Regions from separate parts of the Homo sapiens genome. Here region 2 is linked to region 1. The links are chromatin loops, found by intact Hi-C in ENCODE. Cell type or tissue: A673. All regions are shown on one strand. Links, peaks and the distances in the headings refer to the core of each region. The heading gives the core; the rest is flanking DNA. Region 1 has its middle 54 kb from the start of LINC02038. Region 2 holds the start of LOC105374283 (a long non-coding RNA gene).

Region 1 (5,376 bases), core at 168-5,167:
CACATACCCGACACCTCTACCACCCAAAACTCTTAACTACAGTGCACCCCTTCCAGGGGGCACCTGCATCTGCCACACACCTTTAGGTTCAGCATGAAGGATAGTTTGCGGTCTGGCCCAGACACCAGTACTATCATAAGGATGTTTCCTCCAGCCCAAGTTTGGCCTGATCCCTGCCTGCCCTCTCCTGCTGGCCCTCCTCCTGCAACTCTGCATCCCAGGACACCCCGTGTCCAAGACCTCCCAATTAGGGCCCTCCTCTGTGCCGCCTTCTACGATCCAGCCCCATGGTCTGCAGAAAACAGACTCTCAATAGCTGATGACAAATAATGAGTTCTTTATTCCTCCTGGGAAGCCAATTTCTCATCTGTCCCATAGATCTGAATGGAAAACACAGATGATTGGTAAGTAGGAAAAAATGCTTCTCACTTCCAGCAATGTGCCCAACCCTGCCTGTGTTCAGAAATGTCAGCCATCAGAGAACAACACATCTGTGGTAAACAACATTTCTGGAATGATTGCTCTAGGAAGAAGCATGGCCCTAAGTACTCCATCGGATGTGAGCCTGGTCAGGAGAACCACTAGAATACTCTCCTAGAGCACCCAGGTCCTGCCTGAGTGAGCTTTTTGTTACATGGATAAGCCAAATATTAAAACACATATAGGAATACATAAACACACACACACACACACACACACACCCTGAATTGATTTAGTATGCAGTATGGTATGGGGCAAGGGTTTTAGAGTCAGAGAAATGTTTAAATTCTGTCTCTAGTTTATCCTAAGTAGCTTATCTGGGCAAGCTACTTCTCTGAATTTGTTTTCTCATCTATAAACTGGGGTAATAATACCTCATAAGGTCGTTGCAAGAATTGAGATAGATAAATAAAACTCCATCGATGTAGTAAAGGGCAGAGAAGCAGTGGCTGTGATTCATATCAGTCATATTTCAAAAGCTGAGTATGTAGATGTTAGGCAAATGTAGAATAAAGACGGCGGGGGAGAAATCTTGGGAGAGGTAAGGTCAAAGCAAGGTTTTGGAGAAAAGGAAGAAAATGGTTTGAAAGAGAGAAGGGAAGAGGGTGTTTGAGTCAGAAAAGAAGGCCGGGGAAGACACAGGGAGGAGGGAGGTCAGCTCTAGTCCTGGATCTAGTTGTGGTCACCGCCAAATAGTCCCAGGAGGCAGTCTTGCATTTCCTCAAGATCTTATACGGTCACTGGTTTTTTTCTTGAACTTTCCACTGAAGTAGACTTAGACCTTCTGCCCAGCAACCTGAGACTCTGGGGAGATGCCAGCATGACTTGTGGGGAGACCCCTGCCCTCGAACATACTCTCCAACCCAGCCATCATCTTACCCTGCTCAGGGACTCTATGGGATGAACGTCGTTAGTGAGGCCGGTGAGGGACACACACATTCCTAAAGCTCACTTTGGAAGGCAAGTCTCATCTTGTCTCTTGTCTTTTCATTTTAACAAGCTAGAGGGAATCTTGCTGTGCTCCGAAGTCTCTCTTGTCTGGGGGAGAAAATAATACTAAAGTGCTCACTATTCAAAATGAAATCCTTAAACACAACATGAGTGTCACCTGGAGCTCGTTTGCAATTCTGATTTCAGGGCCCCACTCGAGACCAACTGGATCAGCATCTCTGGGGGTAGGACCCAAGAATCAATGTTTTAACAGGCTCTCCAGGTGATTCTTATGCACATTGAAGTTTGAGAAGCACGGATTTAAGGAACAGTGTAGATAAGTCAGCCTCTCTTGAGTTCACTTGCTTCAGTCTAGAAAGTTTAGGTGACTTTCTAGACCTGGGAACAGGAAGTTCATTCTAACACTCAATTGTGAAAGCCATCATTTCAAAATATAGAAGATTTCTGGAGACTCCCACATGGACCAACCAGGAATAATCATAACATAAATTGAGCTTAAAAATATAGCTATTTGGACTGACCTACTTTATCAGCTTATTTGATTGCAGGCAAAAGAAATAGAATCTTGCTATCTTAAGCACAGAAGGAATTTAGGAGAAGATACAGGACTGCTTACAGAATCTGAATCAGAATCAGAAGAATCAGTCTCAGAAAAGCCAGGAACCAAGGCAGGACCTAGGTAAAGAAACTACTGGAAACTACTGGAAAATCTGGATAAGGAGCTGTTGCGGTGCTTAATTGACTATCACAGCTTTCTGGAGCGGCCTCTGCCTATCTGAGATGCAGATTCCCGAGGGAGAATCCGATTGGCCATGGCACGGTCACGTGCTAAGCCCTGGTCAGTGCAAAGCCGGAAACCTTGAGGGATGGTGCTAGCGCCCGTCCAAGGCTGTACACAGTAGGTGCTGGATGGTTCCTCCGAGCAAAATCAGGCACAGCTCCCAGGCATGAGGGGATGGAGCCAACAGGCAAAACAGTGGATGCTCCCTGCCTCCCCTGGCTAGCTGAGTATAACTGGACATCAGCAGGAGAAATACAGATGTGGAAGCCTTCAGAGAGATGAAAGGAAATGTGAAAGTTTTCTTAGAGTGGCTGGGGGAGTTCAAAGGCTAGGAAAAACAGAATGGAGACAACAGTATGATTGGGTGTAGTTGTGAAGGCCAAAGAGGATGGCCTGAGGTAATGACTTCAAGAAGCCCAGCTCCTGGAAGCTGACAGGGTCAGATGCTCTGTGTGCCCCTGTGGGAGGGAGGGAGGTGCAGATTCAAAGAGATGTCTGTGAGAGAAAGTCAAGGAGAGGCAGAGAGTGCAGGCGTCCGGCCTCCCTAACACACGCCTGTAATCTGAGCACACAGAAAGAGAGGACAAGCTCTTCCTCAGAAGCACGGTGCGGAGGTGCTGGGGTGGGCGGCTGGAGAGCCGGGAAGGCGGGCTATCATCGGCATTCGGGTTAAGAGTGCATGCAATGTGACAGCAAGGACCTAAAAGAGACACCAGTGCCAGGAGAGAGGAAGGAAGGAAGGAAGGAAGGAAGGAAGGAAGGAAGGAAGGAAGGAAGGAAGGAAGGAAGGAAGGAAGGAAGGAGATTTCATAGCACTACATGTATCTATATTGTACAACTAAATATAGAAAAAGAAACACATTTCTTTGTGGTATTTGCTCATTTTTATATAGTAGGTACTTTTAATGTACATAGCAGGAATTTATCTATCATTGTTTAATGACAGCATTCAAAGAGATATGTATGGTTAGAGATATAAAACATATATAGTTATTTTACATTTTAATTTATTTGTAGCTAGCCAAAATAAATTAGCCTATCAAAATAAATAGCCTATCAAAAGTTATATATCTAAAATACTTTGGCTAATAGTGGCACGAAACACCATGAAAATCTGACACTTCCCTAAGAAAAATCATGAACAGTTTCAATACCAGATAACACAGGGCCAATACCTTAGTGTTTATTCCACACTGACCCCAATGCAGTAAAGTGAGAATGGGGTCTGTGAGAGCCACCGACCCAACAGCTACACTAGGCTGATTTAAATCAGAAGGCCAAGGTCCTGCATTTCACCTACTCTGATGCTTTTATCCCCTGAGGCCAGTACAGCATGAAGTTCTGATATCATTCTTTTGAGTAGGGCGGGGGTGGGCAACAGAGAGCAACAACAGGCCCAAGGCTTTGGCAAGTCCTTTGGGGGTGGAATGAGGACACCGTCTTTGAAGGCCCTATTCCCTCCAGTGGGCCTTCCATCTGGCAGGGAATTGAGATGGTCTCTCTTGAACCCTCAAGAAGATTGTGACCCACAAACTAAAGGCTGACAGTCTAAGTAAGTTCTAGGCAAGAGTTGCCCTTGGGAGCTTAACTCTCTATTGGCTTTGGCCCCAGCAGGATACCCCAACAACTGTCATGCCCCATAGACAGCATTTTAAAAACATCTCCTTCCACACCAGAACCCTGACATTCCAATTTGATATGTAGAAGCTGGCAAGTTCCTGCCTCAGCCTATGCCCAAGGAATCTCTCTTCTGTGTAGCATCCCTGCCACTCCACCCACCCTCATACATCTGCTCCCTAGCAGGACTTGGTGTGCCTTTTACCAGCCCAAGCTACTTAGAAAGCACAGTTGGTGCATGATTTATCTCCCTGTTCATGCCCATGCTTAGCATTGTGCTTTGTATTTGGCTAGTGCTGAAGAAATACCTCGGAAAATGCTAAATAATACAAATTCTGAAAACAGTTTTATAGGGAATTGTGAGTACTTAATTTAGGAACTCTTACTGGCTTATGTCTTTTGGAGTACAGATAAACATATGCTTTTTAATGCTTGGTGCAGATTATAAGTGTGTAAGTAAAGTGCCTGGCACATTGTAAATTTAACAAATATTGATTGATTAAATGGATAAATTAACCGAAGAATGCATACAAAGAAAGAAAGGTTATAAAAAGCATTTCAGAAATCCTCAAATCAAAGTGAAAAATCAATGGCAAGATTGTGATGGATGTCTCCATTTCACAGTGAAATTCATGGAAAATCCACAATTCTACAAGATGCATGAACAACTATAACCTGTCCATTGATCACTCCTTTGTCATTATATTATATTATATCATATTATATTATATTATATTATATTAATTATATTATCAGAATATCAGGGGAATTTGCCTTTGTACATTTCTCAAATTAACTTTTAAAATTATCTGATTATTTTTAGAAAGAGATCCCACTCAGGTGAAACTTTGAAATAGAATTTAACTATAAACAAATGCTGTTTAATTCTCTCCTAAATTGCAAAGGTCAGATTACTTTCTAAGGTCTGGGTTTTCTTTAGTGAGGAAGATGTGCAAATTAGGAATTAAACGATAAAGTCAGACCGGCTCATCTAGAAGCATGGCCTCTCTGCTTTTTAATAGGGCTCTTTTCCATTCGGTTTGAGATAAAGTGGCCCCAATTATTTTAGAATCCTTTAAAGGAAAAGATATCCATAAATTAACCTATAGTCTTCTCCTTATTTCACAGAGAAATTAAATTCTTACTTTAAATGACTTAAGTCGTGTTGCACAAAATCAGACAAAACTCCCTTCTGTAGTGCCGCAAGAGACAGACACAGCAGCACAGAATTATGGAGGTAAAAAGATAAATAGAAATAGATATAAACACACACCCCACTAGCAAAATTCAATAGTAAGATCAAAGCTAAACTCTCTCCTTCACAGAGTTCCTGTTAAGATTTTTTCCCCCTCTTCTGCACCATAATCTGAGTCTTGGATACTTTGCTTCCTATTCAGCCTCAAGATCAAACAGCTCACACACATCTGCTGGGGTAAGGTTTGGGTTTTGTTTCGTTTTTTTTTTAAAGGCATTCAATAATTGGTGACGGTAAGATGAGAAGAAGAGTTTGAACATCAACATAAAGGCAACAGCAAAATACATCATCA
Region 2 (5,376 bases), core at 61-5,060, 110 kb before region 1:
TTCCCAAAGAGGTGGTCTCTGCTTTTAAGCAGAGTTCATTCCTGGAAACTCCATCTTAAAGGGAAATCCTAGTCTGATTGTATAGTTAAGGGTCTCTCTCTTCAAACATGTTCAGTCTCATGAGAGAACTGAATGGATGAAAGTGACAGGAAGGAAGAATAGGCACATTTAGACCCCGTCAAACAAGCGTGGCAAAAACTGAAGCCTGCTTGAAATGATGCTCTGTAAAGAGAATGCAGTTTCGTATAACGAACAATTGGTGCAGTTATTGAATAATGTAGATGGCCGTTGAAGTGAAAAAGTGCAGATGGAGACACAGTAAGACCTGACGCATGCCTGGGAGATTTAGAAAATGGTTCCCCAGGCCGGGCGCGGTGGCTCACGCCTGTAATCCCAGCACTTTGGGAGGACGAGGTGGGTGGATCACGAGGTCAGGCGATCGAGACCATCCTGGCCAACATGGTGAAACCCCATCTCTACTAAAAATACAAAAATTAGCTGGGTGTGGTGGCGCATGCCTGTAATCCCAGCTACTCGGGAGGCTGAGGCAGGAGAATCACTTGAACCCAGGAGTCGGAGGTTGCAGTGAGCTGAGATTGCACCACTGCACTCCAGCCCGGAGACAGAGCGAGACTCCGTCTAAAAAAAAAGAAAAGAAAAAGAAAATGGTTCCCCAAATGGAGCCCACTGTGTTGCCCCCAGCTTTCTCTTCCCTTCACCTGGGCCCTTCTTCTACCCTGAATATCTTGGCCCAGGGTAAGGGACAACTGTCGTAGAGAGCCTTTCTGTGCCTCAGTTTTCTTCATAGGAAAGTGACCATGCAGCAGTCCAAGGACATTCGCCAAATGCTGCAGAGCCTGGGAACTAACCGCCTCCCTTCCAAGCCTGATGGAAGAAATGGCCTCCCTTCTAAGCCTGGTGGACCTGGGACATCTGAGACCAGAAAACCAGAGGCCAGCTGATTAAATATTAATAGTTAGCTGTTATGGGAAGGTCTCTTGAAAGAGTTCAAGACCAGCCTGGGAAACATATGGAGACGCCATATCTACAAATAGTAAAATAAGTTAGCTGGGCATGTGCCTGTCATCCCAGCTACTCAGGAGGCTAAGATGGGAGGATCACTTGAGCTCAGGAAGTTGAGGCTGCAGTAGCTATGATTGTGCCACTGCATTCCAGCCTTGGTAAGAGAACAAGACTTCATTTCAAAAAAAAAAAAAAAATCCTGTAATCCCAGCACTTTGGGAGCCTGAGGCGGGCAGATCATGAGGTCAAGAAATCGAGACCACCCTGGCCAACATGGTGAAACCCTGTCTCTACTAAAAATACAAAAATTAGCTGGGCATGGTGGCACATGCCTGTAATCCCAGCTACTTGGGAGGCTGAGGCAGGAGAATCGCTTGAACCTGGGAGGCGGAGGTCGCAGTGAGCCGAGATTGCGCCACTGCACTCCAGCCTGGGTGACAGAGTGAGGTTCCATCTAGAAGGAAAGAAAGAAAGAAAGGAAGGAAGGAAGGAAGGAAGGAAGGAAGGAAGGAAGGAAAGAAAGAGAGAGAGAAGGAGAAAGAGAGAGAGAAAGAAAGAAAGAAGAAAGAAAGAAAGAAAGAAAAAGAAAGAAAGAAAGAAAGAAGAAAGAAAGGAAGGAAGGAAGGAAGGAAGGAAGGAAGGAAGGAAGGAAGGAAGGAAAAGAAGTTAGCTGTGGTGTTAGCTGGGCCAAACTAAGAACACCAAGTCAGTTTTGTCTGTGTTTTACATCTACAATTTTAAATATCAAATTTAAACATTGAAAAGTTTTTTTTTTCCTTTGAACTGGTGAGTGGCTTTGGCTCCCAGCAGAACAAATGGAGAGAAAGCAATGAACTGTCTGTGGAGTGAGTGTGTATTAAAACGTGGAATGAGGATCTCCCCCACGGGGCGGGGAGACTAGGAGAAAGCTGCCAGAGGCTGCTGGCAAGAGATATCCACTGGTTCTAGACCTGGCGGAGAGCGCTGGAGGTGGGTGGGGAGGTGGGGGTTGGGGAGCGTGTTGGAGTTGGGCTTGGGTCATTGTAGGTGAGCCGGCGTGGTTCTCTCTCAGGAAAGCACCAGAGAGGCCTGGCTCTGGGGAAGTTGGAGGTTTTACTCCCTGGCATCATCTGCAGTCGAGAGTGATCTGGCAGATACTATCTCTCCCAACCAACTTGGCAAGGCTCTGGTCCTGTGTGAGGAGGCAAGGAGTTCTCTTGGATGAGGTGAGCACACCCAGGTGAGGCAGCACACAAGAGGTCCACGCCTGCTCTGCAGACAGAGGGAGGTTAGCATCCGGAAGAGGCAACTACACAGCTGCCACCCCATTCGGTACTTCTCTCAAGGCACACGGGCGGTGTGGCAGAGCCTGTTCCTTGCTGACCAGTGTCCATTCCCCCTTTCTTCCTTAGTATCGGATTCCAGTTTTATCTGGAGTGGTGATGAGGCTACATTTCCAGCCCTCCTTGCAGCAAGGATGGCCAACGAGACGCAAGCACAAGTCATGACGTGGGTCTTCAAGGGGCCCGACTTGGTGGGCAGAGCGCTGCATTGGCCTTTGGCGTTCCCCGTAGTCCTCTGCAGGGGACTCTGCAGTAGCCCATGAGGTTACAGGGCTGATGCGAGGCTTGTGCTCTGGTAATGATTGATCATTTTGTAGGCTGCAGCCTATCTACAGATGTCTTTTAGATGGGCAAATAAACTCCCAATTTGGCAAAGTCACTCCAATTAGGACTCTTACTACCAGCTAAACAGAATTCCTAACTGATCCAGATGGACTTGGAGAGAAAAGAGCTCCCAGTCACTGGAGATGTGCAAGCATCAGTGGCAGGGGTTAGTGGGGCGAGGGGCCTGGCAGGGGCTGGCGGGGCAAGTGCAGGACTAGAAGTATTTGCTATTTGGTGACCCTCTGTGAGGTGTTCAAATCCCAGCCTGCTGGGGCTATTGGTTAACTGGTTTTAGTCTGAGCCTTAAAACAACAACAGGCTCAAAAGAGAAGAAATTCATCACAAATTAGGGGCCCATTTGTGTCACCTGCCTCTAAAGTCGGAGGCTCTGCAGCAGACGAAGCCCTGTGTTGCTGGGGAGAAGGTGGCTTCACGGACACTCCCGTTTCAGTGTGACTGCCTTTGGGGCCTATAGGGGGCACTAAGGAACTATGGGATCTTGTTGCCTCTGTGGCGGGGTCAGCGCTCAGACCTCCAGCCAACCCAGCCAGCAAGAAGAAGGAATGGGGCTGGGGCTGGGACAAGGGTCGGTTATAGTGGGTAGAAATGAAATCGCCCCTTCCCCATTCTTCTTAAAGATCTAAAATGCAGAGCACCTGATTTTAAAGTTCAGAAGAAAATGTCTCCCCTCCGCAATGAGAACTTGACATTTCTGTCACTGAATCTTAGACTAGAAAGGGGCCTTGGAGATCAGCCAGTCCTCACTATTCATTCAGCAGATGAGAAACTGGAGTCCCGAGAAGGAAAGTGATGGATCCAAAGAGAGGCAGGGCGTTAGCAGCAGGGCTGGGCCGCAGGCTGGGCCTTCCAACTTCCAGCAGAGTGTTCTTTCCACCACACCACACCCACCGTCTTGGCCACGTTTGTTCTCTTTTCTGGCCCTGGGGGGACTCTGGCAGGGCTGGGGGTCTGATGTGAACTGGAATCTGTTCAGTTGCACCTCTCATTGCTCCTGCCAGCTCGCCAGCTCTGGCTGATGGAGGCAATTAGAACCAGACATCCCATAAGGCCATTCCAGAAAGATCTCTTAAAATTCCACAGCAGCTGGGGACTTGCCTTTCCCTGCAGGGTTCATCTGGTGTGTAAATACCTAGTTGTGTAAGGCACAGGGTTGGGGGGCCATGCTTACACATACACAGTCTCTCAACCCACATTCACCCACAGATAGAAAAATAGAGAAATATTCAGTAGGAATTCCTTTCCTTTCTACCTCCCAAAGAGAGAAGTGAAGAATTTACAGGCCACCCTGGGAACATTTAATTACTTGCTGCTGAGGGATGGGCACTGTATTTGCACTGGGCAGTGGGTGGCAGAGGGTGGGGGACATCCCTGGTTTTCTTCCTTGCACCGCAGAGGGCTGCTTCCCACCACTGGGTTCTGAGGAAGGCCAAGCAGTGTTTGTGGCCAGCTTAGCAAATATGCAGTCCAGGAGCCTGGCTCAAAGATGTTGCCTCAGTTTATCTGTGGGAGCCTTGAGGCACCAAAAGACAAAATGGCAGAGCAAGGAATCCAACCCAGGACCACTGGCTTTGATTAACCTGTTCAATGATCTCCAGTGACTGTAACATCAAAACTGAAGGGCAGATCCTGGCTCATGAGTTGATGGAGCCCTCTCTTTCTCAGGACTCCCATTTCACAGTTCTCACCAGTCAACCTTGCTTTGGCCAGCAATGTGCTGCTGTTAGTTGGCCAGTGTTTAAGTAGACCCAGAGGGCCTTTTGTTAGAAGTCAGTGGGAAACAGCCAAAGCATTGCAAAGGCAGATGGAAAAACCAGACACGTTCTCTAACCTGAGGGAGCACCTAGTTCCACTGTGATTTACAGGAGGCTAGAAGGGGAAGGAAAGGGTCATCATTCTGACAAGTCTACATACCAAATTGGTTGCAGAGCTTAAGAGAGAGCCCACATCTTCTGTTTCCCAGACTAGAGTGTTTTCAACACCATCACACCACCACTCCCAACTCCTCCCTTTGAGGTTGCATTTGGCCTGACTATCCCATGAGAGTAGTGTAAAACAGTGTTAAAAAATTAAATCAGGTCATGATTACTATAATTTTTTATTGGGTAGGCCCAATAACTCTGAGCACCTTTCGAAAATCTGTCCTGGGACTTGTGGTTAATTGGTGATTAATCACCGATCCATTTATTAGATGATTTCACATTACCAATTGATGTTATCTCTGTACTCCCCATTTTCCAGTGATCTCCTCTTGCTGACATCCCTTAGATCTTCTATCTGTGTTCCAGATGTGGCATTTTGCAGACTTAGCACTCAGGGAGAGAAGAATGAATCCATCAGTTCGTTCTGCTGCTGATTTTTGTGTTTGGAAGTAGAAGTGCATTTGTTTATTTACTTATTCAACATCAAACACTTGCTGGTGCTGGGAAAGGTACCAGGTGCTGGGGTAGTTGCTGGGGAATAGAGGGACAGAGAACTTGGTTTTAAGGGATTTAAATTTTGGTAGAGGGAGACAGAACATACCCACAATTAGCTCTAATATAGAGAATAAGCCCTACAAGAGAAGGAAAGATGAAGTGAGCTCAGAGGGAAAAATCACTTGGAGAATAGGGGGGAGAGCAATCAGGGAGGAGTTCCTGGAGGTGGTGGCATTAAAGTGATGCCTAGAAGGATGAGTGCTTCTGCTGTG

The links. A loop is a pair of places that touch in the nucleus more often than their neighbours do. Peaks named below come from ENCODE experiments on the same cell type or tissue, not always from the same donor. Only the 100,000 strongest peaks of a DNase experiment are listed, where the experiment ranks them.
Region 2: a loop joins it to region 1, with 7 times the contacts of the local background. A loop is called at or near these places in 3 of 110 quality-filtered maps.

Annotation. Positions count from the first base shown.
Region 1 is chr3:193,895,185-193,900,560 of GRCh38, forward strand. No RefSeq gene overlaps it. Among named protein-coding and RNA genes, the nearest start is that of LINC02038, 54 kb to the left of the region's middle. In A673, for the core only: no CTCF peak of the experiment used is centred there; DNase peaks (open chromatin) are centred at 2,237, 2,837, 3,587 and 4,017; H3K27ac peaks cover 5,000 bases.
Region 2 is chr3:193,785,167-193,790,542 of GRCh38, forward strand. It overlaps LOC105374283 (a long non-coding RNA gene), which reads left to right and starts at 2,086. Exons shown (of 4, transcript XR_924839.2): 1 at 2,086-2,228. In A673, for the core only: a CTCF peak has its summit at 3,141 (motif pointing right); DNase peaks (open chromatin) are centred at 1,855 and 3,135; H3K27ac peaks cover 3,490 bases.